Regions from separate parts of the Mus musculus genome. Here regions 1, 2, 3 and 4 are each linked to region 5. The links are chromatin loops, found by intact Hi-C in ENCODE. Cell type or tissue: left cerebral cortex. All regions are shown on one strand.

Region 1 (5,000 bases), 49 kb after region 5:
CTCTTTACTGTTCAAAAGTTGTCAAGAATGTTGGAGAGATGGCTTGAGTAGGTAAAGTGCTTGCATAAGGACCCTAGAATCCACATAAAAAAGCTGGGTGTGGGGTAGAAACCCCAACACTAGAGAAGCAAGTGGATCCCTGGGGCTCCCTGGCCAGCTGGCCTACCCTTCTGGGCAGTGGGAGAACTTGTCTAAAAAAATAAGGTCATTGTTCTCTTGGCTTCCACATGCCCCCCCCCCGTCCCCCCCCCCCACACCATTTGTGGAAGTAATTAAAAGTGTTCTCAGAGCACCTGAAAGTCAGTGCTGTTATAATATGACTTACATGTGCGGTTTTGATGGGGCACAGGGCTGAGATGTGACAGGTGAGGCAGAGAAGCAGATAGACAGAGAGGCTGGCGGGGCAGGGATCCTGGTACTCCCGTGGGTGCACTGGTGGGTGCATTCCAGTGCTGCTGAGGAAGCAGTCCACAGGCTTGCCCTGTGCTGACTAAGCACTGCCACTGCCTTGCTTGCTGGAGAGAGGAGCCACCAGCGTTTCCCTCAGGAGAAACTTTACAAGTAAAGGCTAATTTTACTTTCGCTGTTGATGGCATTTCTCAGCTATTCTAATTAGCCTCCTAATAGAAATGCTACAGAAATATATTCCATGCTCCCGAGAGAGCAGAGAGGGGAAAAGGTTGTTTTTAAGTAACCCAGAATAGGTTTTACCTGTGGATTCCAGACCCGCATGGTCCCTTCTCATGACTTTATGAAAGGGCAGACACCCTTGGCTTAGATTAAATGCCTGTCTCTACTTCATTGTCAACTTATAGACTCTGTGAGACACTCCCCAACTGCAAATAAATGATTTTAACAAGGCAAATGACAGTTGTATTAATGGGTTAAATGCTGTCTCTCCCTTTTTTCTAAGGAGTATTTTGTTAATTTATGGATCATATTTTGCTTTCTCCTTCAGTATTTAATTATGTATCCATATGTCCATCCCTCCTACTGTTCCTCCCTCCTTCCCTTCCTCCCTCTATCCATCCATCGCCTATCCATCCCTTCATTAAAATACCAATTCTGAATATAACATTTGCTTAGTAAATAGCTATTAAATGAAATACAAAACTGTGCACACCGCTAATGCCTTTTAAATTTCATTAGACTATGAGGCCTAGATCTAAAAGGTTAATACCATGCAAAAAGTCAAGGTTTAGGGTTTTCCTTTATTCCTTTTTAAGAGAAGATTGTTTTATTTTTAATTTATGAGTATGAGTGTTTTGCCTGCATGTATGTATATATGTGTTCCTGGTCCCTGTGGAAGCCAGAAAGGGCCTTTGAGTCCCTGAAAGTAGACTTATAGATTGTTGTGGGCTGCCATGTGTGTACTAGGAACTGAACCCTGGTCTTCTATAAGATCAGTCAGTGCTCGTGACCACTGAGTCATCTCTCTAACAGCCTGATTTTCTTGAATATGGACAAGAGATTATTGTTTTGAGTCTAGTAGGTGGGACCTCCCTTAGGTAGGACATAATCTCTCTGGGTTCCTGTAGTTCATCCCTTGGTTGACATACATAGTTTTAGATTTAAGGTGAAATAAGAACATTTCTGAATCCAAGAGTTGGTAAGATATAGACTGTGTTAGAATCATGGCTTGCATCAGGACAGACCACACCAGGCCAAAGCAGTTCCATGTGGCAGAGGTTTATTGTGGGGGAAAAGAGCAAAGGTGGCCACCAAGAAGGGGTGGGAGAGAGGTCAGAGGAGTCTGCCTTTTATTTGGATAGTGACATAGCCGCTCGCAGGTAGCAGTGGGAGGTGGGAGGTGAGCCAAGTGGATTCTGGGAATTCGTATAGGATGCCACAGCTGCAGATGTTCGGATCTCTGTCACTGAGGTGTGCTGTCACTGGGTTCAGAGCTGATCCTGATACCAACCTAGATAATGATGTGCTCGCACAGTCTGGAGTAAGAACCCTGACTCCACACGTATGTGTGTGCAATAGCAGCTTAAGGACTCTTTGGTCTCACAGAGTTTAGGAGCCACTCATGCAGGTCTGAAGAATGGGATCAGAGATGAGTAAGGCATACCAGGTATTGGTTAATTCTAAGAAGCTGAGACATGATCCTGGCGGGTGGTTCCTGGCTGGTGCCTGGCTGGGAGTGAGAAGGATAAAAGGCTGGAGAGCCAAGGGAGAGATAGCTCATATTAAGAATTCAGTGTAGACAAAGGTGCCACCTTCTTATGCTAAGAAGGCAGATGCCTTCTGTGCAGAGCTTGCTTTGCAAGAGGGAAGTTAACTGCCTTTGTTTTACTGATGACTGGAATCTGTACAGCTGTTTGTGACTCTTGAACTTCCTAGCAAAGCACAGGCAGATACAGCTGCAATGAGCTCAGCATCCCGGGCCTGCCTCTTCTAAGGACATTGCTCATTTCAATGGTACTTAGCTTCATCCCAGCGGCTGCTTCCAGTTTCATGTTGGGTACATGTGACCATGCAATGTTTGCACGTGTGTGTGTCTACTTATCTCTGTATGTGTTTAAGCTCAATGTTACGACTTGAGCAGGCTAACCACTATAAGTGACAGTTAATTGTCTTGGAGGAAGGATTTCCCAAGGCAGTTCCTTGCCATTCTCAAGTCTGAATCCCATTTAGAAGAAGTCTGTTAGAAATGTCTCTGCAGTGGAAGGTGCTTGCTTACTTTATAAGGAGCATTATTCTTTGACCACAGTGTAGTTTATTGTACACATTTCCATCAGAAAGTAATCTAAGGCCGGGTGTGGTGGTGCATGCCTTTAATCCCAGCACTTGGGAGGCAAAGGCAGGTGGATTTCTGAGTTTGAGGCCAGCCTGGTCTACAAAGTGAGTTCCAGGACAACCAAGGCTACACAGAGAAACCCTGTCTCAAAAAAACAAAAAAACAAAAAAACAAAAAAAAGAAGAAGAATCTGTTTGTTAGGGGTTTACATAGGTTGTTGGTGACTGAATTCTATTGTTCCCTTCTCCCCTCCTCAGTGCCTGTGCAGGAGAATATACAGTTAAAGAGGTCAAAGGGCAGATGGGATCTGACTGTGTTGATGTATGTGTTGATGTACACTTATGCCTGCCTCTACGCAAGATTCTTCAGTTGGGTGTGAGAACTTGCTTCCACATCTACCCTGATCCCACGGTGGTAATATCTGTTCTGTTGGAAACCCTGTAGTCTCCACACTCAGAGAGAACTTGGGGATAAAGAGGGATGGTGGCTTTGGTGTCTTACCATACTGATCCCAGAAATGTGTGGGTAGAGGAGGGTTGGTAGGGCCCTGTCCTCTGAGGCTAGAAAGTGGGGTGATAGGTGTGCTTCCTGGGGAAGCACTGTTGCTACTGGAATGAAGGAAGATGGAATCTTGGATCTGGCTTGTCCTGTTGGGGCTCCATGCAAAAGGATGGGGGCGTAGAGAACAGTTGTGAGCTACCTGCACCATGACGATCTTATCCTGCATATCCTGATAAATGTCTCTGTATTTGGGAAGGAATACTAGATACTCCTTTCGGGGCAGCAACAAGGAGTGATTAAGGGGGACAAGGGGTTGACTAGAGCCTCACAAGAAACTAAGAAATGGGACCTGTCATTCATTCTACAGCTAAGCCCTACTAACATGTCTGTCACTTTTTCCTAAGCCTGGCCAGGGTCCTGACTTCATAGCATTATTTCTTAATAGCTAAATAGGTATTTGAATAGAATAATAGTAAGACCTAACACTTATTGATAACTTGCTACATGCCAGCCATATATATTGACTCATTTGTTACTTGTGATAGCATCACTAGATAGGTGTGGTTTTTGTTCCCTCTTGATGAAAAAACTGAAGGGGCCATATAGGTCGCTGGGAAATGGTAGACTGCTGAGGAAATACTAGGAGTTGAGGCCTTGTCAAAGGAAGTGTGTCACTAGTGAGAGACTTTAAAAGCCCATCACATTCCCAATTAGCTCTCTGTCTGACTCATAGTTGTCGTATCCACAGGTTACGTTCCAGCCCCATTTCTCTCTTTCTGCCATGGTGGTCATGGACTCTAACCCTCTGGAACCTTGAGCTCCCATGATTTCTGTCTTGAGTTGCCTCGGTCATGGTATTTTGTCACACCAATGGAAAAGTAACTAAGACAACATGAAAGGGAAAGAGGAGTTGGGTGCCCAAGACATGTTCTACAGGCCTTTTAGAAATCAGAGTTGCTCCTTTAGCCACACACATACAGATCTATAGGAAGGGTAATACTGAAGACCTCAAGGGAAAGGCACTGCTTGAAAAGGAATGTCCATGAATGTTACCATGGTGAAACTGGAAGAATGTTACCCAGTGTGCTGTTGGCATTGTTATAAACAAGCAAGTCGAGGGCAGAGAGCCTTGCCAAGAGAATCAGTGTGTGTATTGAGCATAGTAAGCACTCAGAGCTGAGATAGCTTCTTAAAATGCCTGAAGGAAAATGTACTTGATCTTGGCCAGATGGCTGGGAAGAAATCCTGAAGGAAGATGATCAGAAAAAGAAGGAAGCCAAAGAGAAAGACTTTAAGGTTCAATTGTAGTGCTGCCTGCTCTACAACTCTGAGAAGCTGTGTGCAGGATCCTGTAACCTGTCCCTTAGGAAATCATGCCATAAGAGATGTAAACACCCAACAGCTGACAGTAAGAACTCTCTCCAAACAACCCATCCCCAAGCTCTGGTAGAAAGCCCTGGGTCCATAAAGTTGATGAACATTACTGGGCTCCAATCTTCTCCTTTGTAAAAATGGACCAAAAGTGATATTATAGGGTTACCAAGTGAGCTATTGTGTTAGTGCTTAGAACAAGGCTGTGTGCTGGCTGTGGTCTCCAGCCCTTCTATTTGGAAGTCAAGTGTATGTCTATGATTTTAATAGAGAAGGGAGTTTTGAAGAGACATGTTTGAAACATGGCAAGAAACAGCCCACAAGAAGACTATTTTTTTCTATCCTATTTTAAATTAGGATGTCCAAATGTGTCTGAGATGTGAGG
Region 2 (5,000 bases), 99 kb after region 5:
CAGTTAATAACACATTCTGAAGCTGTTTCGCATAGGCAGAGCCTGGGAAGAGTAGGTGGGCCAGTTTGTCTGTCTGTCTGTTTGTCTGTCTGTCTGTTTTGAGACAGGTCTTCTTCATGAAGCCCTGGCTGTCCTGGACTTGCTTTGTAGACCAGGCTGGCCTTGAATTCACAGAGCTCCACCTGCCTCTGCCTCCTGTGTGCTGGGATCAAAGGTGTGCACAACCATGCCAGATCAGTGGGCCACATTTTATAAGCCATGCTTAAGCATTTAGATTTTATTGGATAGGCAGCAAGAGTAGTAAACTTCCCTCCCTCCCTCCCTCCCTCCCTCCCTCCCTCCCTCCCTCCCTCCCTCTGCCCTTCCCTTCTTCTTTCTTCCTCCTCACCTCTCCCACCATTGCTCCTTTCTCTTCCTTCCCTCCTTTTCGATTTTCTCTTCCCTTTCCCCATTTCCTCTTTTCTCTCAGTAGGAGATAGATTGTTCAGGTTGGATCTTGACTTACAAGATCTTGACTTCCTGAGCTCTCTTGATAGCTGGGCTTTTAAGCTCTTCCTGTGCCAGTGGGAAGACATCTTCCTTCCTGCCCAGGTGGTATGTGTAACATCCATAGAGTTTGGGGGAGAAACTGATTGCTGGCTCTGCAGTCCACCATGGGAGCAACATGACATGTTATTCTGAGGATAACAAGACAAGTGAGTTCTTATGGCAGGCAGAATTGTTCCCTGGGTTGTACTTTGGCTTCCATGCCCCTCATATATTACGTGTGATGCATCTTTTTATGAAAAGTTCACAAAATTTTCCCTGTGAGCATGATCTTCATAGTTACAGAGATGTTAAAGTCAGAACATAATTCAGGGATAGAATTGTAAGTCTTTAAGTTAGAAATGATGGTAGAGTACTTTATCTAATTGACAAATATGATGTTAATTGTATATCATACTTTGTAATTTATATAATTGTCATGGTTATGCTCAACTTATGTTTGAGAGAAGAGCCTTTTTTTTTATTGGACAGAAGAAGTGAGATGTTGGAAATTGATCCTAATGCTTTGTCTTAATTCAGCTCTCAAAATCCATGCTTCCAGATGCTGTCCCCAGCTGGCTTTGATTGATAATAAAGAATTGCCATACAGCCAATGGCTAGGTGGGAAGACAGAGGTAGGTGCAGGCTAGGGACTGAGGGTGAAGGAGAGAGAGAGAGACAGAGACAGAGAGAGACAAAGAGAGATAGAGACAGACAGAGACAGACAGACAGAGAGACAGAGAGAATCACCATGATAGGGGAATAGAGAGATCAGACTTAAAGGCCAGCTGGCACGTAAGATTCTGGGGAAGCCACTCCCTCACTTGGGTCTGGGTAACCAAAGATAAAAAGTAAATTTAGAAAATGTGAACTCAGGAATATCAGAGGGGAGTGTGTGCTAGCCGCAGGGAAGTTTAGAAGTGCCCAGCCATTGAGCTAATTAGACATATTAAAAATTAAACTGCTCGCTCTGTGTGTGTGTGTGTGTGTGTGTGTGTGTGTGTGTGTGTGTGTTTGTCTTTCATTTGAGACTCCAGAGAGCTCTGGCGGGTGGTTAGGAGCACAACCCAACAAGGGTTCAGTTCAGGTTAACTATTCACTCCTACAGATGGGAACTCTCTATTGGCTACATAGGCTGGCTCGGCAGCCACTGTCTGCCCTTAGGATGGCTCTCCTTTGTTTTAAGGATAGAGAATAATTTAAAATTACAATTACTATGTGTGTCTGTCTGTCTGTCTGTCTGTGTGTTGTGTGTGTTTGTGTGTGAGTATATTGGGAGTTGGTTCTCTATTCCATCATGGGAGTCCAAGAATAAAACTCAGGTTCATGAGGCTTGGTGACAAATGCCTTTGGCTATTCAATGGTTTTGCAAACCCCACTTCTTTTTATAGTTGCTTTTGTTTCCATTTACATCCTACTTACATTTATAGATATGTGTATGTGCTACCACATTCATGTATAGGTTAAAGAACAACTTGTGGGATGGGTTATCTTCATCCACCTCATGATCAGTTTGGCTGCTTTACTTCTTGGTGTCTTGCCCTGGATTCTATTAACCTCAGCTGCTCATGAAATTTACTGTGCTGGTGATGCTGCTGCCTCCTCCTCCTCCTCCTCCTCCTCCTCCTCCTCCTCCTCCTCCTCCTCCTCCTTCTCCTCCTCCTCCTCCTCCTCTTCTCCTTCCTCCTCCTCCTCCTCCTCCTCCTCTCTTCTTCTTCTTCCTTTTCCTTTTCCTCTTCCTCCCCCTCCCCCCTCTCCTCCTCCTCCTCTCTTCTTCTTCTTCTTCTTCTTCTTCTTCTTCTTCTTCTTCTTCTTCTTCTTCTTCTTCTTCTTCTTCTTCTTCTTCCTTTTCCTCTTCCCCTTCCTCATCCTCGTCCTCCTCCTCCTCCTTCTGGTGATGTTACTTTAATTTTCCTATCTCTTAGCTGTGTTCTTGAAGCAAATTGTCAAGCCTTGAGCATCTCTATGTGGATTCAATTGGTCTCTCTTAGAGGCCTTGAGCTGACCTTTCTTTCATCTTTGAAGCTTTTTCTCATTTCTCTTACTGGCTCAGAGAGCATACCTGTTTTCAGCTGGGTGTCCTAAATGGTGGTGACTCTAAGGTACTGTTTTTGCATGTGAGCAATGTTGACTTGTTGGACCTCTTTCAAGCAGGCATCATCTTTTCTTCCACATGGTTGAGGTTTGAGTTGTTATCTTTGTCTGCCTGGACTCCCCCGCCCCACCTACAAGCTTTTCAGACCATCTGGCGGAACTTCTTACCTTTCTTTTCTAGACTGTCCTGTGGCATCAGCTGCCTTCACAGTCTCTGTCAGCCCATAGATTGCCTATAGAGTCCCTCTCATGCTACATAGCATGCTTGATGATACTTCCCCATTCAGCTCCATGTTCTCTGTAGATCTGCTCTATTTCTCTCATGATTCAGCCATATACAGTCATACAGCCCACCCTCCTCCCTCAGCGCAGGAGGATCCTTCCTGTCCTCAAGCTGCCATCTGCCCATTTCCCTCTTTCTTGCCCATTCTATCCTTGAGTTTGCATTTACAATTTACATCGCATCTTCTGTGACCCACTTTCTCCTACACCTTCCCCCTTGGTACTTCCACCATGTTGATGTCAGCTTTGGAGAACACAGCTCCCCATTTTATTACTATGGCTCTTGCCTTCTTGTCCCACAAAACTATGTTCCTCGAGAGATGCACGAATGCTAGTCTTGATGTACAAGACCCCACATCTGTCTCAGAACTTGGAGATGTGGAAGAGATGATTAAAAAGACTTGTTACCATGAGATAGGTTTCAAATCCAGACATTATTTACCAGCTGTTTGGGCCTGAACATGTCATTTCCCTCTATAATGTCTTGATCTATGAAGTGGAAGTAGAATATGTACTTTGCCTGTTGGTTCCAGATATTAAACTGCATTGAACAGTTAATAGAACCTCTTACCCAGAGCAGCAGTGTAGTGTGTGAGATCAGGTAGTTCTGGTATTTGGTCATTTCCCCTGAAGCCCTAGTCTTTTAAGTATTTTTCTGAATATTGTCTTTTTTCCCCACTCTCCTCTCTGAATTGTGTATTCTTGGCATGGGTAAAAAGGCTTGATGTAGGAAGGTTTGGTGTAGGAGGGTGACAAAAAGTGGAAAAGGAGAAAGGAAATTGAGAAAGTGCCTTCATTGGGCAGCAGAGCTCTAATTTTACCTCGGCAGTTGTTGTGTGATAGACTCCCCTGTCTAGCTCCAGGCACCAGTCCTGGCGATGAAACAGTGGAGTTTTTAAGCAAACAAACCAGATTTTGCACGGTGTACATTTTTGCAAATTCATGCACCCATGTTGAAGTAAATTTCTACCAAGTAAGTTAGCCAGTTGTCAAAATGTCACTTTAGACCATTCACTGTTTCTGGTAATTTTATTATTCAACTTTTCTGTTGAGCTCTTCATTCAGAACCAAATGGTCTCCAGCATCAGCTTATGGTAACAGATTAACATTAATAACAATGGTAATAATGAACTCAATAGGTAGTGAGTCTCTATGAGGAATCACACTGAATATTATTTCACTCTCATGGTAAAGTCAGGGAACAAATGTCATCTTTCTATATTACCAAGGGAATCAGGGCTTAGAGGAGCTTGCCCATCCTCATTTACCAGGTGGGAATGTTGACAGGTAAAACAAAAAGTCTGACTTGAAGCCTCATAATAATATAGGATAATAAAATAAAGTGTGTATTACATCTTTTTTAAGGATGTAGTTGCCTTTTGAAATTCAAGCTACACATGACCAACCTGATAGTTGTAATAGCTGTAAGATTCTAACTATACTGACTATGTAAGCTAGATTAAAATAATGCTTTTCTTTTGTCCAGTACCTCATGTCAAGAAAGTAACACTGTAGGTAATTCCCATAAGTTATGTGACAGTGCCTCTCTCACCTTATGATAATTATTCAGAATTTAAAGAATCTTTATGCAAAATAAAACAATAGAGAAGAGGCCAGTTATTCCATTGTGTTTTGTCTATTATTAAAATACATCAGAGGAGGAGGCGGAGGAGACTATTGGATGGATCACTTTAGAAATATCATTTTCTTTAATCAAGAACCGGTGGCACCATCAGGTTTGTTCGAGAGGAACTTGAGGATCAGAGAGGTTCAAGTTCACTCCAATATCATGCTAGCTAAGGCCCAGCACCAAACCTCACCCATATGATGCCAATTCAGAGGGAGAAGAGTATCCTGAGGGAGAAGAGCATCCTGAGGGAGAAGAGCATCCTGAGGGAGAAGAGCATCCCGAGGGAGAAGAGCATCGATTCTGTGGTCAGGATCTGCTGCTCTCTCCTCTTTTCTCCGTAGTCTACAGCAGAGTTTACCTTTATCCATTTATTTTCAAAATTGGGGCAGAGGGGCCAGGCATGGTGACGCATGCCTTTAATCCCAGCACTCGGGAGGCAGAGGCAGGTGGATTTCTGAGTTTGAGGACA
Region 3 (5,000 bases), 110 kb after region 5:
TGATCACCCCTGCAGCACGTACACTGGGTTAACTTTTTAATGATGGCTTCTGTGAGGAACAAACAGAACAAGATACAGTTCAGGAAAACGAAGGAACCAGAGAAGCTAAGAGAAGGAATTTGGTAGTGCTCCCTCCACGACCCTGTGTGTGTGTGTGTGTGTGTGTGTGTGTGTGTGTGTGTGAGCGCGTGCACTCGTGCACACAGAGGGACAGTTCTGAGTCCCACCCAGAAACAGCTATGGTATTTGAGAGCAGACTTTGGGATTAAGTCAGGTTGAGAATTCTGTATTCCCCCTTTCTAGCATCCTTGTTTTTATATAAAGATCTCATTTATAAACTTAATGTTCTTGCCCCACCTCTGAGCCTGCCAGCATTGTTTCTCCCTCACCACACTGCACACACTTTTCTCTTCATTAAATGACCAAGGTCCCTCCTTGGTTTTCCCAGGAACGAACAGAATGTGGGTAGCACCAGTGTTTTATTTTCATGGATCCAGCTACATCTGTGAGCAACACTTGGCAGACTGCTTGCCCGTCCAGGGCTGTCTTCATACCCATATTCGTTGTAGGCTTATTGATAACAGCTAGGGTATAAAACCAACCTTAATGTCACTGAGCAGAGGGTAAGATGATGTACCATATTATTTGGCATTTTAAAAGAATGTAGTGCTGTCTTTTGGGACAACATGAAGGCATATATAGGTGTTGTACTAAATAAAATAATTCAGGAATAGGAAGACAAGTATTGGTTGGTATCACTTAAACATAGAATAAAAATAAAATAAAACACAATAAATTGAACTCATCTGTCATAGAATGACAGATAAGAAGCTGAAGAAAGGAGAAAAGGGGAAAGACAATGGCAAAGTACCTGTAAGAAGGCACAGTGTTTCAGTAAGACAAGAAGTGTGTGTGTGTGTGTGTGTGTGTGTGTGTGTGTGTGTGTGTGTGTGGTGTGGTGGACATGTGTGTACAAATGCATGAGATGGGCAAAGGTCAACTTTAGGTGTTCTATTGCTCAGATGTTGTCTGCTTTGGGTGTTTCGTTTTTTGTATTTCTTGTTTTTGTTTTTGTTTTGTTGTTGTTGTTTGTTGAGTTTTAGATAGGGTTAGCCACTGGGGCTGGCCAACTATGCCAAGCAGCCAGCCACAGCTATCTGTCTGTCTCTGTGTCATGCCTAGAATTTTACGTTTGTTCTGGGGCTCAAACTCAGGTATTCGTGCTTGCGTGGCATGGCTTTTACAGTATGAGCCATTTCCTCAGCCTCCAAAGATTAAGCTTTGAGGTTTATTCCACAGCAAGGAGACCTAAGAGTAAATTTTAGTGTGTTACCACAAAGGAATCAAGTGATAGATGTGCTCACGGGCTTATGTAGTCAGCAAGAAGAGCAGTAATGCAGAACATTGCACTCACTATGTAATGATTTACAGTTAGCATTGACAGCAAGAGCCAGAGGAATGGGGACTTCGCTGTGAGATTTCATTTGCTAGAAATGTCAGAGGCTATACCCGAGAAGTCTCAGAAATGTGGCCGCCTAAATAAGACCTGGACAAGGATGCTATCCATAGATATGCTAGTATGGAAGGAGAGATCTCAGCGGGCCTTGGCCTTAGACAAAGAACTACAGTCAGCTGAGAGCAGGAGTAGTCTCCCCAGGGAAGAGCCATCAGTTTGATTATCCAGTATCCAAGTGGTCAGCCCTGGAATCATACACACACCAGTAACATTATATGGACTGAGCAGGTTGTATTTATATAGTTACCAATACATGTATGCATGTACCAAAAATTAAACAAATAGAGGCCATAAATTTGAAAGCTTAGTGGGGTGGTGTATGTGTGTGTGTGTCTATGTGTGTGTATGTGTGTGTGTATGTGTGTGTGTATGTGTGTGTGTGTGTGTATAGGAAGGGTTGAAGGGAGAAAAAGGAAGGGCTAAAATGTTGTGATTATATTCTAATTTCCAAAACTAACACCTAGTCACCCCACACATACGCATACACTAGTTATTTAACAGAACAAATGCTTGTCTATCCAGCTAGCCTATACAGCTGGTACCTCTCTTCTTTTAGTGCTTTCTTTCCAGAGGCTCCCATCTGGGAGATAGATGTCCAATAAAGGCTGTTGAAAATGATTGAATGCATGCCAGTCTATATTCAGACATTGTTGTTTTCAAAGAATAAAAAGTGTGTTCTGTGGGTGTAGCATGGTGCTGCAAGTGGCCTTAGAGAGGATGAGCACACAGATTAGCATCTTGGTCCTTCTGCCTTCATCAGCTCAGCCAACAAGAACACCTGATGGACGAATACTAAACAGTGAAATGGGATGCAGCAGGCACCCATCATGGTGGAAAGAGTGACCTGCTGTCACGGTGAAATCTGTGGGGATAACCCAATTCTCAGTTTTTATTTGCTGGGAATTAGTGGTATGAGGGTGTGGCTTATGAGCCAAAAGACAGCAGAAGCTCAGGAGAGGGGCATAAGCGAAATCTATTTCCATAGTAACCCTATCTACAAACATACTCAGGAACGTTGGTGTCAGAGCCCACCTTTTATTAAAGGATGGCATGCTTCGTTTGTCACTCCTTGAGGTTTAAGTGCTGGGTTGGGGTGCAGAACTTCCCCTGACTTTTCTGAGAGATGCTGCAGTATTCATTGGAGACACAGTTTTAGGGTACTTGGTTACTGTGACTGAGAGCTTCACGCTCCACAGAGCACCTGAGGGCGTGTTGCTATCAGACTCTCTTGGGCTTGCCAGGGCTATGGAGGCCCAGTATACTCCAGAGCCGAAAGCCCCATGCAGCCAGTTTAACCTGGTCTGTAGACAGCCTCAGATACCTTGAGCCCTTTTCTTACATTTGTTTTCTTTTCTTTCTTTCGTTTTCTTTTCTACTTTATCCAGGAGATGTGAGCAATGAAATCCTGTTTATTTAGCAAATGCAAAAGGATATTTAGTTTAATGTGGTATTTAAAATACCCGTCTGTGTCTCTCTGTCTGTTTTTTCTAATAAGTCCTAGGAACACAGGCCTCTCTGGGTAGGAGCTTGAGATCATGCGTTGTGTTCTCAGGGGACAAAGAAATGTAAATTTCAAAAGAAAGGATTATTGAAAGAAGCCATCCTTTCTTTGTTGCTGTTGTTGAATTCTCTGGTCTAGTGTTATCCCATGTCTTCAGTATGCAAACAACAGAATTCGGAACGCTAAAGAGGACACAAGATTTTATGGCAGAAAGAAATTTACGATAAAAATATCAGAGCTTTACAATTTGAAACAAAAATGTAGGCAACTTTGTGTTGTGGTCTGAAGCTTCCTGCTTAAGTGAACATTTCTGTGTGTTTGCTGGATGCTAGACCCTTTCTTTCTTCTATGACTCTGTAGCCCCTTAGGGGAGGAAATCAAATTATTTAAAATTGAAATACTGCAATTTGTTAACTACTTAGAACTTACTATGTTGTAGGAATCCAAATCCCATGATTAACAGGACAAAGTCCCTTCTCTTGTCAAATTTACATTTGAATGGGAAATTATACTATGGAACTTCCAACTTCCTACTCTGTAGGAAGAATGAAAAGAGTACAAGAGAGGAATGGGGAGAGAGAGAGAGAGAGAGAGAGAGAGAGAGAGAGAGAGAGAGAGAGAGAGAGAGAGAGAAAGAGAGAGAGAGAGAGAACACATCAGAGCAGGGTCTGACCGTATTAGTCTCTTTTCTTTTACTATAACAAAACTTCTGAGACTAGGTAACATAAAATAAATAGATTTTACTAGTCTCTCCATTGCAATCACTAGAAAGTCCGAATATAATGATGCTGTTGGCTTGGTGAGGGCTCTTCCGGCTACATTAACAACATGGTAGATGGCAGCCATCATATTGGCGTCATATAGAAAAAGGGACAAGTATTCACATGGTATGACACACAGCAAGAGATGTGTAACTCCTTGGGGGTCTCACCAAAAATGGCATTTATCCCTTCTAAGAACATGTATTCCAATGACCTAATCACTTGTCCCTGGACCCCATACTGGGATCCAAGCTTCTAGCATATGACCATTTGGGGCTACACTGTGACCGTACTTAAACTACAGCATTGCTCAAAGCAGCAGTGACTGAGGCTCAATTCTGAACGAACTTGCCTAAGAGAGAGAAACATTCAGTCTGTGTTTCAATGGCATGGTCTGACAAGGTGTCACATGTCATGAAGTTGAGAGACAAATGGTGTGATCAGCCCTGGCTTGAGTCAGGGTAGGTGGCTGATTAGGCAAGATGAGGGACTCAAACATCCCGTGTAAATCCCCCTTCCATGGAGAGCTGATTCCTCATCAGTGAGGCTAAGAAGGTAGTCTACTTAAAACACCATTTCCTCCACACACAGATGAGAATTTCTAGTTCTTAACAATGTCTAGCCCCTGCTATTCAATTTTATATTCCACTGTGTTGGAAGAAGAGCAAGACCTAGAACATAGGATAAGAAACGAAGGGCTCCCATTTGGTCCGCTGTGGTGGTAGTCTTTCCCTGTGGAATGAACACCCTGGGTGTGGGACCAGCTTGATTCAGCTCCATGCTCATCTTAGTTCTGGATGAGCCGGGTGCTGTATGTGAATAATTCAGAAGGGAATGCTCATGGCTCCTTGGAAGCCTGCTGTTGTGGAATAAAATTTTAAATGGAAATTTCAAGTTTTCAGCACAGTAGCTGTCATATGGCAAGTGCCTAATGAATGGTACTTTCCTATTTGTTTTTGTTTGCTTGTTTGGTTGGTTTTGCCAACAACTACCTCACCAGGGGTATTTGTCATGGACTCTAACATTAACTCAATCATGCCATTCCTCTATTGAAATCTTGCCATTCTCAGTGCTTAGAGAGTAAGTGAAAAATCTAGAGAGAATTCTAGATTTTGTAATGGCCATAGTAGTGTTGCTGGGTTTCTGACCAGGGTAAGAAAAAGACTTGAAGCAGTTGAAAAATGGCCTGGCACATTTGAACTATAAGGTTTCTAGATCATTC
Region 4 (5,000 bases), 120 kb after region 5:
CATCTGTGAAAGATTTTCTTAGCTGTCAAGTTATAGTTATCTTAGCTGTAAATGTAGTCAGAAGTCTGAGAAAGAATAACCAATCATCTATCAGTTATATATTATTTAAAAAATGACAGAGTTCAATAGCCAACAGTTCCCTGTGGGCTCCATGGTTTCCATGGCAACCTGAGGAGAGTCAGTGTGGCTTTCAAGCCCAGAAGACAGCAGGGCTTTTTCTCTGTGGAATGGATGCGTGTGACATGAGAAATGGCTTACCTTGGTTTAGCTAAGCCATTTGACTCAGGGTATCTAGTTTTGTTCACTGTGTTTCTCAGTAATTATCATATCACAATCTAGGCAGTATCTTGTAGCTATGTCCAAGACTTCTGAGACCTCGTGGGGTTAACTGTTAAAGGCTTTGGGAACTCTGTCATAATCTTAATAACTAGCAGACTTCTGACAGGATTGAGGGCTATATCGATTGGTTATAACTGAATAGAATTTAATGGCAGTAGTAAAAGAAACCATCGTCTATCAAGACAGGATAGAAATGAAAATCTTAAGTAACTTTGACAGGTTGTATAAGTAGAAAAAAAGCACTGCTGCATGGCTGGTGGGTCAGGGCATCCTGCACTGTGCCCGGTAGGTTGCGTGGCTCTGTGTCCAGTGGGTCGGAGCAGCGCCATGTTGAGGGCCCCACAGAGGTGGCATCGCATTGCGGACCCCATGGGAGCGGCTGAGGCAGAGGCAGTGCTGGGGCCAGCAGGTCAGGTTGGCTCTGCTGTGTGGTGGTGGACACAGGAGCAGCGAAGGTGTGTTTACTTTGACCGGGTGCAGGGTGGAACTTCCTACTTAGCAGCTAGAAGCTGTGGCCCAGTGCTTCAGGCTGTTGGAGTTCTCATGGGGTGGAGCAGAGGAAGCTCCTGAAGTAGGTGTTCTGTATCCCAGCATGCTATTCTCACTCTGAAGTGAACGGGAGCAGAGCTAGTGAGAAAATGCAAGAGCGGGGAGGGCAGCAGAGTCCCTGGCAAGGGGACTTTTCAGGTGGAAGCAAACTGCAAATAAGGGAGGGGAGGAGGAAGTTTATGCTTCAGGTCACTAGTGAGAAAATGCCAGTTTAGCAGCCATGTAGAGATATTGATTTCAGTTAACTGTGAATTAGACCAAGACATCCCAGTAAATAGGGACAAAGTGGCGAGTACTGACCTATGGCTGAGACACATGGGAGCTGGTTGGAGCCAGTGCTCCTGAGTCACAGAGAGCAGACTATCCAGGCCTGGCCTGGGATTCTTAGCTGTGAGAAAGAAACTGTCTCAAAAGGAGAAAGGAAAGTTTCACCTGAGGGAAAGAGTCCTAGAACGAGGGTCAGGGCAGCACAGGGGTAGCTCCAAGCTCCCCTGGGACCATGCAGATGGTTTCTCTGACCGGTGTTGTGTGTGGGGGAGTGTTGACCAGTTCTGAGCTATCAAGCATGGATCTCCATGTGATCACTGGGGTGGGATGCAAACCTGCAGAGTTTCTAAATCTGAGTCATGGCATTATATAATGTGCTTATAAAAAGATAAACAGAAAAGGGGTCATATGTCCTATGGGGCATAGTCAGGTATGGGGGAAGGGGGAGTCTCAGTGGGCCCATGCCAAGGCATCCCTTTCCCCTGAGGGACCAGCCACACAATGGTATAGTATAGAATAGAGTTTATTCAGGGATTAGGGAGGGGCATCAAGAGGGTAGTAGAGGCAGAGAGAGAGAGAGAGAGAGAGAGAGAGAGAGAGAGAGAGAGAGAGAGAGAGAGAAGTAGAGGAGAAGAGGCTGGGCATGAGCACTTGGAGAGAGGAGGGGGAATGACATGGGAAAGGGAAGGGGGAAGGGGGACAGGGGATAGGGAACAAGAAAGGAAGAACAAGAGGGCAAGAGAACAAGAGAGGGAGGAGGGGGCAAGCAACCCCTTTTATAGTGGGTCAGGGCTACCTGGCTGTTGCCAGGTAACTGTGGGGAGGAACTTAGACAGAGTGCTAACACCCACCCTTCTACCCCTCGACCTACTGAAATCTGTACAGATTTGACATAGGTTTATCTTAAGAGGTCTGTCTACTTTTGAAGTTTCTTGCAGGTGGCAAAAGTTTTAAGTTTGCACACACATACTATTTTATCTGGAAATCCGTTCATAATAAGCTATAAAGGAACCCATAGAAAATGTTTTATGCTTTATGAGTAAGAGCACAAAACCAAAGCTAACCAGCAAGTTTTGTCCTGTAGGTGTGAGTTTGGTGCCACCTTGTGGCCAACTGTCAGATGAGACACAACATTAAAGGAAACCGCACCCCAAGACAACTAATACTACTAAAATTATGCCCTGCAAATTAAACTAGAAGGATGGGAAGGGGGGTGGGGGTAAAGGAGGAGGAGGAAGAGTAGGAGCAGGGGGATGAGGAGGATGGGGAGGAGGAAGAGGAGGAGGAGGAAGAAGATGTCACTGTGGAAAACTGTGGGTGCTTGTGTCCACAATAAGCACCCATTTGCTTCCCAAAATTACAGAGCTAAACCTATCTAGTGTGAAAATGACTGAGGTTTTCTCTCCACAACATATGATCACACCATTATCTTCATTTGAGCGAAGCCTGTCAATATATATCTCTTGCATAATTATGTGTGTGTGTCCATGTGTGTAGTTGTGCATGCTCTGGCAGAGTGTGGAGGTCAGAGCACATTGCTGTGTATGCAGTTCTGTTCTCTGCTGTAGGCTGTGGAGTTGACCTTAGATCCACATTAGGCTTGTGGAGCAAGTGTCTTTGCCCTCCGAACTATCATACCAGCACCTGGATCTATCTTTTTAATGTTAATACGTAAGCTGTCTTTATGAGCATGGTAGACATATGAAAGTATGTCTACCATGTCTCCCCTTCTTCTGCAATATCTTTTAAGCCTTAGGCAGGGGTTATGTAATGGATGCATCAGTAGGAGTTGGGCATTACACAGTCAGCCATTCTCTACATTTGTACCGGTTTCTGATTTCTGTGATGGTCTCTGCTGCAAAAGGAAGCTGCTTTGTTGAAGGGTGAGAGTTACACTTCTCTCTCTCCATCTCTATATGTGTGCTGTGTTTGTGTGTGTGTGTGTGTGTGTGTGTGTGTGTACTTACATGTACCATATGCTTGTGGGGTCTGAGAACAACTCCAGGGAGATGGTGAGCTTTTTGTGTGAGTGTGCTGGGGCTAGAACACAGGGCCATGCAAGCACCAGGCAAGTGTTCTGCTGTTGAGCTACACCTCAGCCCTAAGCTATGACTTTTGACTTATTTTTGCACACTTTTATAACAGCCTCCAAGACATAGAGAATGAGCTTTTAGTTGTTTAAGTTTATTTATTATTGTTGCTTGTGTGAGTGTGTGTCGGCACACACATGTGGAGGCCAAAAGACAGCTTTTGGGAGTTGGTTTTCTTCTTCCACTTGGGTTTTCAGAAATCATACTCTGATGTCTGTCAGGCTTTCAGGACATGGATTTTTTTTTCTTGCTGAGCCTCTGAGCCTGGCTTAACTGTGCTTATTTTGCCCTAGGAAAGGATAGGTTAGAGGCTAGCTTAGGCCCAAACCCTGTGGTATTGTAGAAGATTCAGAACCTAGCTTTTGTAGGAGGACAGGTGTAAGACATGAACTTTGCTAAGCTGACGGGAGTTTTAGAGACTTGGTGTGCTGAAAGAGGGTGGAGACCAGAGATGGGGATGGAGAGAGAAAAAGAGAGTTGCAATGCAGCCAGCCAGTGCAGCAGACAAAGGAAAATCTCTATAAGTTTCCAAAAGATAAATTGGACCCTGAAAAGTCATCTCTCTGATTAAACTTTTCTAAAGGAGGTTCCTTCTACACACACACATCAAAGCCCAAATGCATTTAAGTGACTTTCTGATTCTCCAGGACCTGGTTCTGTGCCTTCTCTGATCAGACATACATTAATTACTCCAGCAACACCAAGTTGCTCTGGGCACAACCTCCCAATTTCTTTTGTAACTTTCCACTATAGTTCAAGCTATTCCTGTTACCTTGTCTATCCTCTTTCTCAGAGTCCTGTGCTTTTTAAAGGGCTCAGCTTAGGAGATGACCCGCAATATGCTTCTTGGTGCTTCCTTCCTATCCTCTAGTCTTGAGGGTGTGCACACTGCACACACCCATGATGCCTCATGATGATATGGATGCCTTAGACTTCCTTATTAAACAACACTATCCGGAAGAAGGAGTCCTGCATGCTAGTTTTCCTTTTGTTACTAGAATTCTGTGAATGATTTCATATATATCTGATCCTACCATAGCTGAGAAGGCCTGAATTGAGGCCAGTTTAGAAGATGGGGTTGGGGGGAAGGATCAGTGAGAGAAACAAGGCTTCTAAGCCTCCCTATGACATAACTGGTGTCTGTTCTCTGGGCACAAGGCACTATCCTCAGCCTTCCCCCATCAGCCTTATTTTGTCTCTGTGCACACTCACACCCCTTCCACGTGGTGAAACTCCCCGTTCCTTGTACAGCATCACAGTCAGAGGCAGAAAGGGCTTCTCTTCAGTCTCACAGAATGGTTTATAAAGGGAATGGTCTTGACTGTGTGGCTCTTGAACAGTTGCTGTCCTGGCACTTTGTGCATATTGCCTGGACTCATTTCCTTTCATTTTTTTTTTTTTTTGAGACAGGGTTTCTCTGTGTAGTCCTAGCTGTCCTGGAACTCACTCTGTGAACCAGTCTGGCCTCAAAATCACAGAGATCCCCCTGCCTCTGCCTCCTGAGTGCTGGGGTTGAAGGCATGCCACCTCTTCTTCTGTATATTCAAAGGTTAGAAAATTTTCTCCAGTCACACATGGAGCTGATACTATGAGCAGAGGTTCCTTTTTTGTGGGATGCTCTCCCCCCCCCATGCAGTTCTATATCTTATTAACATTTCTTTCTCTTCAGAGCCCAGAGTCAGTGTGTTCACTTAAACTGCTTACAAACCATGATAGATATTTTTGATACTCACTTATGCTACTTGTGGACCATTT
Region 5 (5,000 bases):
TCAGTTGAGAAAATGCCTCCATGAGATTCAGGTGTAGGGCATTTTCTCAATCAATGATCAGGATGGTTGGCTGCCTTTCCCTGTATGCTCCCACAGTTCCAGTACGTTGTTTCTTCTTAGGTGGTTGACGTTGCCTGCTTTTGATAAGTTGCCTTCACTAAAGTTTTTGAGGGGAGAGGCTCTGCACCCCAGGCCAAGAGTAGTTGCTAAATACATATTTGTTAAATGAATGAATAAATTTGTGGGAAAAAAAATCTGCTACAGAACAGTGTTCTCTGACACTGTTGGAGGAACAGCTATGATGGAGATCTGAGAAACCAAGAAAATAGAACAAAACAAACAAGACCATGGGGGCAAGAAGCAGGCAACAGGCTGACCTGAAGCTTCAACGCAAAAGCTGTACTGTGTTACACACTCTATGGAGCTAATTGATGGATCAGAACTTCAGTGATTGTGCAGAGCTGAAATGTTGTAGACCCAGAGTCAAATTACTTTGGATTGTCTTAGCATCCTAAATAGCCACTTAACTGCTCCCCTCTGCGTATGACCTGGCATCCTTGTTACTATTTGGGAAAATCCTCTTGTGTGCAGATGCCTAGCTTCCACAAATCCAAAAGCTAAAAATGTCATCAAATAACACCAAGACCTACAGCAGAGTTTTCTGTGCTTGGCTGTGAGCTTCCTACCTGAGGTTTCCTCTGATGCTTTTTGAAAAGTCTTTTGACTTGTAACTTTTTTTTGTTCTGTATCCATAAAAAACGTTATTAAAGTGTTACTGCATTGGAGCTGGAGTTTGGTATAACCTAAATTTGTGTTTCTAGGCCATGGCCACTCATAGTTCAGAATAAACTGTTACTTATTCTCTGTGAAGTGAGAGCTGTGTCTTTGGTATCGACAAGATTGTATTGTAATTTTCTGTCCAGTTGGGTAAGGGCTGCTTGTTAGCACTTGGCATGATGGGGTAGTGTGTCTGTGTACATATGTACATACATATATTTAGCATTAAATTACAAAAGGTTAGCTGGATGACATCTTTGAGTTCATTTAGTTTAGCTTTTAAAATCTTCAGATGGGAAACTAAGTCCCCAAAAGGATGAAGATGACATGTCTAAGAACTCTAAAATCTCAGTCCTTTGTTTTCTACATAAAATGACTATTTTTTTCCATTTTTTTCCTAAATCAAGGACCTACTTTAAAAAATAAAATCTGTTAGAAACCATGAGTCTTTGTGCGTGTGTGTGAAAACTATTCTTCGGCCTACATACATATAATGTTACCTTTTAAACACTCAAGGATTCTTATTTAGAACTTACAGGTCAATGGAATAGAGAGAATGAAGGCCATCAATAGTGACTGTTCAACATTGTATTTAAAAAAAAATCTATAAATGTGCCATCTTGGATATGTCACCTGGATTTTCTGAAAGATATTACCCATTTTACAGTTTTTGTGAGAGTGATTGAGAAAATGTAAGTGTAATGTGCACAGATATCTGCACATTGTGTGCCTGTGTGGGTGCACACACACTTAAAGCATGCTGTCACTGTGCTGTTAGTATTGTCACCTTGGCATGAACTCGAGTCACCTGGGAAGAGGGAACCTCAGCTGAGGACTGGCTTCTATCTGATTGGCTTTGTGGCAGCGGTTTTCTGATTGATGACTGATGTGGGAGGACCCAGCCCACAGTACCACCCCTGTACTCATGGTCTTGGCTGGGTTAAGTAAGAGAGCAAACTGAGCAAGCCAGGAGAGTAAGCCAGTAAGCAGTGCTCCTCCATGGCCTCAGCTTCAGCTCCTGCCTCCAGGTTCCTGCCTTGCACTCCTGCCCTGGCTTTGCTTGAGGATGGGCTGTGCAGTGGAAATGTAAGCCGACCCTTTCCCAAATTGGTTCTGGTCATTGTTTTTATCACAGCAACAGAGAAGCAAATTAGCACAGTCACATTTCAGAAACTACTCAGCATGAGGTATGTCAAGAATCTCAAAAGGGTTCTCACATGTAACACACCAGGTTGCCAAGGATCCATGTGGGACAGAACACAATAGATATAGTTTGGTTTTGTCCTTCAAGTACCAGGGTTAGGGGAATGGGCACTATTTGTTGGGGATGGAAAGAAGAGTATGAGCACCCGGAGGCCATGGAAAACCTTAAATGGTATGGCTATTAAAGGCAAAAACACTTAGGCTGCCAAAGGAAGGCATCCTCCTGTTCTCTGAGCAGTTAGCATATGAGGTCCTCCTTTTCAGGGTGGGAGGAAGGATTGTCCCCAGTCACTGTTCTTCCCTCTGCTCACCCCACTGCTGGATCAGGATCGCTTTATGTGTGAGCTTCCCAGCAGGAGCCACTCTTATGTGGCCACTGAAGTTGCTGGAAGCACACTCATCAGGGCATAAAGGAAATCGCTGCTGTTCTGGAATTGACTACTTACCTCTGTCGTTTCCATTTCCCTCCCTGGTGCCAAGTGGCAGCAGCAGGGGTTCAAGACTTCTTGTTGAGCGGAAGCTTTTGCCCGTGAAAACCTTGCACACTTTCTCATGCACTTTACCTGGAGCGGTGTGTGCTTGCGTGAACTCAGGGCCCATCTTTCTAATTTAAAAGGGAACCAGACGAGACACCTAATGCATCTGATGAACAGGAGCCTGAATTGCTCTCCTTTTCACTTTTCTATCTCGCTTTTCCTTGGGGGACAAGGAGGTGGCAATAAAGTAGATGTGTTGTGGAGTCATCCTTCTATGGACCTGCAAAGGAATGGATGGTCCTAGGGCATAGGAACCCTCACCCCAGTTCTCTAGGTTAACTTAAAAGGCAAGGGCTGTTTTTGTTCCCCAGAAGTGTCTGGCAGCTTTTGGAGGGGCTTCTGGGGGAGGATTGGGAGGTCAGGTGCTTCGGGCAGGAGGATGCCAGGAGGCGCTGCGGAGCGGGCGCGCACTCGACTCTCTGCTGCCCCCCGCGGAGGTGCCCAGGTCCCAGCCGCGGCCCCTCCAGGCTCCTCGGGAATGCTGGGAATGTGAGTCAGGGCCTGGGCGAGCGGCCGTGAGCGCGCGTGTCGGGACTGCGGCGGGCGCCGCCCCCTCGGCCCCGCCCGGCCCGGCCCCGGCGCTCGGCGCTGGCCGCGCTCCCCTCCACCTCCCCACCACCTCCCCGCGCTGCCCGCGCTCCACCGTCTCGCGCTCCTGATCGCTCCAGCTCCTCCCGGCCGCCCGACGCCGCAGCCACGCGAGGTTGTAAAAATCCATGTGGGACCGCGCCGGGGCGAGCATCGCTAAGGTGAGACGCCGACGCTGGGGGCCCCGGCTCCCTCGTGCGGGTCCCCGGCGCTCGTGGGCAGCTGCAATGCGTTATCGGGGGAGCTGAGGGGAGACGCAGCCGCCTTCCTCGGGGCTATTTCAGGCGGGGGAAGGGATGGGGCGGCCTAAGGGCGGATTTGCCTCTCTCTCTAAACCCCCGGATTGGAACAAGTGCACAGTTCCTCAGGCGCCCGCCCCGGGCCACCTCCCGCAGTCTCTCTCCCGTAGCCACCCTCACTGTCCTCTCCTTTCTTTTCTGCAGACGACCCCCCGCCCCCTTTGCTGACTACCTTGCCGGGAGGGGTGGGATGTTCACGAGGGTGGGGGTCTCTCAGAATCGGAAGCTGAATAAAGTGGAGAAGACAGGACCCCCCAGCCTCAGGGGTTGTGAGCCTGGCTGTCTGGGTGGGCTCCAGGGGAAAGGGGGGCGGGGAAGGGATGCAGGTTATAAAAAGAAAAATTCATGCCTGGGAAAATGAAGATGATTTACTGGGGAGGGGTAGGAGGTGGTGTATGAAAAAGGATACGATGTGAAATTAAACAGCATTCCTACCGATTCTCTCCCCACCTCCTAATTACACAAGGGGTACTTACAAGGAGGTACCTTTAAAAATTATTATTATTATTATTCCTGTATGAGCCTTTGAAAGATCATTTTTAGGACAGTGAAGAATAAGGGCTCTTTCGGTGTGTGAAAATCAAATAGTACCCACAAACTCTCCCCTGTTTAGCCCTACATAATTTATTTTGTAGTTAGGGGTCTTTCTCCTCCTTGCCAGAGGGAGGGTCCGCTCCCTTAGGAGAAGATCGATTTTAGGCGGCTACCTGCCTTTGCTGGATGAAAGACAATTTACTCCCAGAGCGGTGAATTGTCAGTTCTCTTCGTGACTGACAGCCGCACCTGCCACTTATGTGTATAGAATGGGACCGGTGGAACCCCAAGAGCCAATCAATGCTCGGGAGAGGAGGGCTGCTCCCACTTGTCTTGGTTAGTTTCCTGGTTGGCTCTTTAAATCAGTGGTTTTACTTAACCATTGGTTTCCACCAGGTAGGACTCCAGCTGTGAGAAGCAGAGAAGCGGGAAGCCAACTCCTCGACAATGGGCTTAGAAGCAAGTATGTTCAACCTGTGTTCTCCTCCTGTCTTTCCTGTCCGTCACTAGTTGTAGCTGTGGATGCCGAGGTCGTTGGCTTAAACATGAAATCAATCTGTATAAAGAGCGAAGCGGGCATGGGCTGGCTGCTGGGACGGCAGGTTGGAATGATCTACCTTTCCTTCAGAATCGCAGTCTTCTTTAGAAGAGATGCACTTACTGTTGAGCTATCTAGAGAAGGGTGTGGCTCGCCGTCTCCTGTGGTCACCCTACCCTTGTCCTTGTGAACTCACACTGTTTCTGAGTATGTAGTTTGGCTCTTACATCAGATTTGGTAGGTTTATAAGATGTTTTTGAACATGAATAGAGAGAATTCTTTTAGATTTGACAACTCATGGAAGTGAGGGCTGCCTGCTTCTCCTTTGCAAGATGTCATTTAGGATGGAGGTAGTGGTGGGGAAGAGGACTTTCTTATCTTCTCATGAGAGGCATCTTGTTGGTTTGCTTCTGAAATGTAATAAAAGCCTTTTGATAGTTTCTAGGAAAGGAGCTATGGTTTGTGAGACTTTCTTGGGTGGATAAATCAGTGACGAAGGACCAGGTCTTAACTTTGTACTAGCAA

The links. Hi-C counts contacts between places; a loop is a spot of excess contacts. Peaks named below come from ENCODE experiments on the same cell type or tissue, not always from the same donor. Only the 100,000 strongest peaks of a DNase experiment are listed, where the experiment ranks them.
Region 1: it touches region 5 in a loop (2.3-fold over the local background); 2 of 42 quality-filtered maps call a loop at or near these places.
Region 2: it touches region 5 in a loop (2.2-fold over the local background); 3 of 42 quality-filtered maps call a loop at or near these places.
Region 3: a loop joins it to region 5, with 2.5 times the contacts of the local background. A loop is called at or near these places in 4 of 42 quality-filtered maps.
Region 4: it touches region 5 in a loop (2.2-fold over the local background); 3 of 42 quality-filtered maps call a loop at or near these places.

Annotation. Positions count from the first base shown.
Region 1 is chr14:27,667,880-27,672,879 of GRCm38, forward strand. All of the region lies in intron 2 of Erc2 (ELKS/RAB6-interacting/CAST family member 2), which reads left to right. Among named protein-coding and RNA genes, the nearest start is that of Erc2, 48 kb to the left of the region's middle. In left cerebral cortex, no CTCF peak of the experiment used is centred here; DNase peaks (open chromatin) are centred at 465, 2,096 and 4,430; H3K27ac peaks cover 1,000 bases.
Region 2 is chr14:27,718,265-27,723,264 of GRCm38, forward strand. All of the region lies in intron 2 of Erc2 (ELKS/RAB6-interacting/CAST family member 2), which reads left to right. Among named protein-coding and RNA genes, the nearest start is that of Erc2, 98 kb to the left of the region's middle. In left cerebral cortex, no CTCF peak of the experiment used is centred here; DNase peaks (open chromatin) are centred at 2,924 and 3,698; H3K27ac peaks cover 524 bases.
Region 3 is chr14:27,731,382-27,736,381 of GRCm38, forward strand. The region is part of intron 2 of Erc2 (ELKS/RAB6-interacting/CAST family member 2); the gene reads left to right. Among named protein-coding and RNA genes, the nearest start is that of Gm45645, 110 kb to the right of the region's middle. In left cerebral cortex, no CTCF peak of the experiment used is centred here; a DNase peak (open chromatin) is centred at 2,151.
Region 4 is chr14:27,739,466-27,744,465 of GRCm38, forward strand. All of the region lies in intron 2 of Erc2 (ELKS/RAB6-interacting/CAST family member 2), which reads left to right. Among named protein-coding and RNA genes, the nearest start is that of Gm45645, 99 kb to the right of the region's middle. In left cerebral cortex, a CTCF peak has its summit at 2,243 (motif pointing left); DNase peaks (open chromatin) are centred at 182, 825, 2,249 and 4,460; H3K27ac peaks cover 399 bases.
Region 5 is chr14:27,619,350-27,624,349 of GRCm38, forward strand. It overlaps Erc2 (ELKS/RAB6-interacting/CAST family member 2), which reads left to right and starts at 3,058. Exons shown (of 20, transcript NM_001347497.1): 1 at 3,058-3,265. In left cerebral cortex, a CTCF peak has its summit at 2,934; DNase peaks (open chromatin) are centred at 2,965, 3,338 and 4,221; H3K4me3 peaks cover 2,373 bases; H3K27ac peaks cover 1,955 bases.